2 separate regions of the Homo sapiens genome follow, and region 1 is linked to region 2. The links are chromatin contacts, found by Hi-C or POLR2A ChIA-PET in ENCODE. All regions are on one chromosome and are shown on one strand. Each heading gives the region's core, a stretch centred on a gene start or an enhancer-like site at or near the end of the contact. The rest is flanking DNA. Distances are from core to core; before and after follow the strand shown. Region 1 overlaps ZZEF1 (zinc finger ZZ-type and EF-hand domain containing 1). Region 2 overlaps NCBP3 (nuclear cap binding subunit 3).

Region 1 (2,700 bases), core at 98-2,597, 190 kb after region 2:
GCCAGGCGACTCCCGAGACCCTTTTGGGGTCTGCAAGGTTCATTTTTGACTTTCCTTCTCCTGAGTATATGGTGGAGTGTTCCAGAGCCTGACGTGTGATCTGACTGACTGCAGAAGCAGACATGAGAACATGAGAATCCAGCTGTCTTCTACGAGGCCAGACATGAGAGGGGTCTGCAAGGATGGAACACAACAGCGCCACCCTCTGCAGGCATTCCTTTTTTCTTTTTTGGTCACCTATTTGTCCCAGAGCACTCAGTAATTACTTTGTTTTGAAAAGTTAGAGTCGTTTTTCACAAGACGTGTTATTCATGTTAACATGAAATGGGTTCACTACTTTAAAAAAATAAATTGATAAAGGTTTACACTTTTGCTTAATTTTTAAATTGAAAATCTCGTTTCTAATGGCACATATGGATATATGCATAATAGACATATCCAAAAGCTTTCTGAGCTCCTCAGTCAGTGAAAAGTGTGAAGCGTCCTGAGACCAAACAGCTGTCAGAAGAGGAGTTCCGCTACCAGAGAAGCAACTCACATCTAAAAATATGTGAAATCTAACTCCACGGAAACTTCAAGAATCAGCCAAACTAAATTTAAGGCATCGGTTGTTTTGGTTTTAAAGACACAAATTCTTCTGACCCCACAGTTTAGAGTGAATGACTCTGATAAATGGGGCTCGTGCATGCTCTCTGAGCACCAGGAGGAAGTGACTGAACTGGAACAAGCTCTGTGTAAGCTCCGGGTGGATTCTGTCCTACTCAGACGCAATGTACAGACCTTCTCTGCCCTGGCAATGGTGAGATGGTGGCGCCCCAGCCTGGGGGCCAGCTCTGTTGGGGTGGAGAGAGTACCTGTGCCGCACAGCGGAGAAGGTGGTCGTCCGTGGTTAGGGCCAGCAGGTAATCCTGCAGCACGCCAAGCTCCTGCAGAGAGAGAGCAGGGGCTGTGAGTGACAGCGCCAGATGCGCAGTGCAGCTCTCCCAGACCACCTGGGACACCTGCTTGCGAAAGCAGAAGCCTCTCATGGGCGGACGCTACTCACGCCGCCCAGCACCGCGTGGCACTGCCTTGCTCAGAACCCTGGCGGGAGCCAGGTGCCCGGTGCCGGGGTCACCTTTGCCTCCACCTGCCCTTGGGTGACCAGGCCGGGACCCCTCCTCAAGCCAGTTTCCTCATGTGTGAAAGGAGAGGGAAGCTAAAGAACTCTGAAAGGCCCTTTCAGCTCCCACATTCAATCAGTCTATTGTGCTGAGGGGAGGAAAAAAAGAGAAGGAAGCAGAAATAACCCATCGTTTTATTTTCCAAAACTCACTGTTGTCAAGGGCTGATCCCGGGCAGTTTCTCCCCCATTGGCTCTAGGCCTGACAAAATAAGCAATCTCAGAGCTGACCTGAGGGTTTCCCAGGCCTGGGAGAGGCGAGAGCCTCAGACTCTCAGCCATGCCTGTCCTGTGTGGCCTGTCGAGACCCTGGCCACTCAGGCTCGGATGAGGCAGCAGCTTCTGCCCTGGGTAGCAGAGGGAGCAAACGCACATGGAGGCACCGGGCTCCCTGCCCAGACCTCAGGCCTCACCTGGGCACGGTTCTCGGTGACGAAGAAGAGCTCAGTGAGGGCACGATGCAGGGGAAGGAGGATGCCGGGCTGCGTCACGTCCTCAAACAGGCCGTACTCCATGTGGGTAAAGAGCTGCCACAGGGGCTTCAACAGCGCAAGGTCACACAGGTCACTGCAGGAGGAGCCCCGGAGGTGGTCAGTTTACTGAGAGCCATGCCAAGGTCACATGGCTTACAGCTGGCAGGAACCACAGCTCAGACCCTCCCTCTCCCACAGCTGGTACAAATGATTATAAAGTCGCCTCACCTATGCTCCCCACAAAGCAGCCACGAATAGTCACCAACAGCAAAGAAGGAAAGGGGCAGAACCTAAACTTTAAAACCAGGCTCCAAGGGAACAGGAGGTCGGAAATGTGCTCACGGGGATTACTGTGCATCTTGAAAAATGGATGTTACGGGCTACACATGGTGGCTCACACCTGTAATCCCAGCACTTTGGGAAGCAGAGGTGGGAGGATCACTTCAGCCCAGGAGTTGGAGACCAACCTGGGAAATAAAGCGAGACCCTGTCTCTACAAAAAATTAAAAACAAACAAACAAACAAAACCCCAAAAAACAAACAAAAAAAAAACCTAGCTGTGTGTGACAGCACCCAGCTACTCGAGAGGCTGAGGTGGGAGGACTGCTTGAGCCCAGGAGTTGGAGGTTGCAGTGAGCCATGAGTGCACCACTGTACTCTGGCCTGGGCAACAGAGTGAGACCTTGTCTCTTAAAAAAAAAAAAGTTATGAAGACTTTCCAGTGACAGTGGGAACTCATCTCAAGATAAATATTAAATGAAAAAAAGCAAGATGTGGCCGGGCGCGGTAGCTCACGCCTGTAATCCCAGCACCTTGGGAGGCCAAGGCAGGCGGATCACGAGGTCAGGAGTTGGCCAGGAGACCAGCCTGGCCAACACAGTGAAACCCCGTCTCTACTAAAAATACAAAAAATTAGCTGAGCGTGGTGGTGGGCGCCTGTAATCCCAGCTACTAGGGAGGCTGAGGCAGAAGAATTGCTTGAACCCTGAAGGTGGAGGTTGCAGTGGGCTGAGATCACATCACTGCACTTCAGCCCAAGTGACAGTGTGAGATTCCGTCTCAAAA
Region 2 (2,700 bases), core at 4-2,503:
CTAGAGATGACTTAAAGTATATGAGAGGATGTGTGTAGGTTATATGCAGATAATATGTCACTTTATATAAGGGACTTAAGCATCAATGGATTTTGGTATCTGTAGGGGGCGGGGAGGGGGTCCTGGAAGCAAGCCCCCAGACATACCAAGGAACAACTGTAATTATTTGGAATAAAAACATTTAAAGCTAGTTTTTCAGAAGTCTGATTATTTTTCATTTCCTCAATTTCCAACACCTAGCCCACAATTTAGACATGATGAACCAGGACAGCTAAATCAGTTCACACATCGCATGTTTTACTCAGGAACCTCTCTCTGCCCCAGTCTGCTTTCCGGAGCTCAGAATCCAGCCAGGAATCCAAGTGAGGAACAGTACCTGATTTAGTACTGCTGACTGGTGGCCGTGGACGGGAGTGCTGACGTTTCTCATCTAATAGATGTCGGACATCTGCAAATTTCTCAGGTGGTAATTTGTTACCAATTCGGTTTTTGATATTGCTTGAAGATACACTATCTGCCCTCATGGAGTTCCTTTAAAAAGGGGGTAGGATGGGGCACAGTTAACCAACTTCAACTGTGAGACAAGACCCAAACAACAATCTCATACTTTGGAGGAAACAATTTAAGAAATCCTGTCTTACATGGCCAACATTCACTTACAAATCCATAAACTTATAATTATTTGCTTATGGAAACCATGATCTGCCTGCTCTAAAGAGACTGGTTCTGGTGAGCAGGTTTTCGAAGGTGGTTTCCACATGTGTATGTGCTATTACACAGCATACAACTACAAGTCCCCCTTTTCTGGGACAAACGTTAAGTAGAGGCCTACAAAGAGATTGGGGCTTCCACTTACACATGCTGTGATGTGGCTGTAGTCAACACACAGTATAGTCTACAGTCTCTCTCTTTAAAGGGCAGACTTCTCTTTCAAAGAGATATGCTATCATGCTAGGTGCCAGCACCGTTCCGGCAGCATTCTCTACCAGAAAGCTCTCTGAAAACCAAAAATAAGAATGTGAACAGGCTCATGCCTGTAATCCCAGCACTTTGGGAAGCTGAGGCGGGCGGATCACGAGGTCAGGAGATCGAGACCATCCTGGCTAACATGGTGAAACCCAGTCTCTACTAAAAATACAAAAAATTAGCTGGGCGTGGTGGCCTGTACTCCCAGCTCCCCGGGAGGCTGAGGCAGGAAAATGCTGTGAACCCAGAAGGCGGAGCTTGCAGTGAGCCGAGATCGTGTTATCGCTCCACTGCACTCCAGGCTGGGCGACAGAGCGAGACTCCGTCTCAAAAAAAAAAAGAACGTGGTGAACAAGGCCATACAAACAAATCAGCTTGAATGGTCTTTTCCCCTCCCCACAAACATACTACGTTACACAGAGCATCCCTAGACTCTAACCCTTAGAACTGTGGATTCTGCCTGCACAGAATCTGCTCACCCCTAGTAGTAATCAAAGACATGCACATTAAAATAACTATTTTTTTTTTGTTCATGAAACTAGCTAGCATTAGAAAGAATGGTAATAGCTAAGGCTGGTGAGCTTGTAGGTAACAGGTGGTAATGTGAGTGATTAAAACCCTTCTGGGATTAAAACCCTTCTGAGCCCGGGCATGGTGGCTCATGCCTGTAATCCCAGCACTTTGGGAGGCTGAGGCAGGTGGATCACGAGGTCAGGAGATTGAGACCATCCTGGCCAACATGCTGAAACCCGTCTCTACTAAAATTACAAAAAATTAGCCAGGAGTAGTGGCAGGCGCCTGTAGTCCCAGCTACTCGGGAGGCTGAGGCAGGAGAATGGCGTGAACCTGGGAGGCGGAGTTTGCAGTGAGCCGAGATCGCGCCACTGCACTCCAGCCTGGGTGACAGAGCGAGACTCCGTCTCAAAAAAAAAATAAAAACACACAAAAAACCCTTCTGGAAAAAAATAAAGCAATACTTACCATCTTTTTAAACACATATTGTTTTGTGTAATAACTGGACTTTGAGGAATTTATTGAGTTAGTGCAATTGTAAGAAAATAGAAACCTAAAGTCCATCAAAAAGGAATTCGTTAAATAAATCATGATACTTTCAAACAACAGACTATATACAGTTGAAAAAAATAATGTCTACAATATATTAAGTGAAAAATGCACAATGCAAAACTATAAATAGCATAACCTCATCTTTATAAAAAGTATACTTTTATACAAATATATCTACAGCTTTTCCCTGTGCCATACACACACACACACACACACACACAAATAGCTGAAAGGTTATTCGCCAAATTGCTAACAGTAGTTATTGTTGAGAAAGAATGGGAATACAGATGATTTTCACTTTCTATGTTGTCTTTTGTTTTTATAACAAGAATCACTGCTTGTATAGAGGAAATACTGGATGCGTTTATTAAACTCCTACAAGGGACTGAAATCAGAATAGATAAAAGATATTATAAAATTAGGAGGAATTAAGAAGTTATACTAGTATTTAAAATCAAATTAAAAGCTAGCTTTGATAAAACAAATTTTTACCTAATATTTTTCAACTGAGATTCCACTTCGTCAGCATACATAGTCATTTTCATGCTTTTCTTTGGTGAAGGCGTGGAAATCATTTTCAGTTCTAGATCATAGTCCATTTCATCTGAGTCTGAGCTGCTGGCACTGGATCGTCTAGACGCGCTCCGCTCCCGGGGCTGCTTGAGAGCC

The links. Hi-C counts contacts between places; a loop is a spot of excess contacts on that map. ChIA-PET counts read pairs that join two places held with the same protein, here RNA polymerase II (POLR2A).
Region 1: a loop to region 2 is called in a map of Right ventricle myocardium superior, with 2.4 times the contacts of the local background. The contact joins two enhancer-like sites. A Hi-C loop is called at or near these places in 1 of 168 maps with a recorded cell type or tissue (Right ventricle myocardium superior). POLR2A ChIA-PET finds 5 or more read pairs at or near these places in 2 of 52 experiments (CD8-positive, alpha-beta memory T cell and activated CD8-positive, alpha-beta memory T cell).

The regions. Positions count from the first base shown.
Region 1 is chr17:4,008,029-4,010,728 of GRCh38, forward strand. ZZEF1 (zinc finger ZZ-type and EF-hand domain containing 1) reads right to left here. Exons shown (of 55, transcript NM_015113.4): 53 at 1,576-1,729; 54 at 855-926. Among named protein-coding and RNA genes, the nearest start is that of LINC01975, 32 kb to the left of the region's middle. RefSeq lists an enhancer at 1-34. Within about 2 kb of position 1,348, at least 3 of the 41 ENCODE cell types and tissues checked have a DNase peak (open chromatin) inside an H3K27ac peak, as active enhancers do.
Region 2 is chr17:3,815,740-3,818,439 of GRCh38, forward strand. It overlaps NCBP3 (nuclear cap binding subunit 3), which reads right to left. Exons shown (of 13, transcript NM_001114118.3): 10 at 2,524-2,700; 11 at 377-531. Among named protein-coding and RNA genes, the nearest start is that of ITGAE, 16 kb to the left of the region's middle. Within about 2 kb of position 1,254, at least 2 of the 41 ENCODE cell types and tissues checked have a DNase peak (open chromatin) inside an H3K27ac peak, as active enhancers do.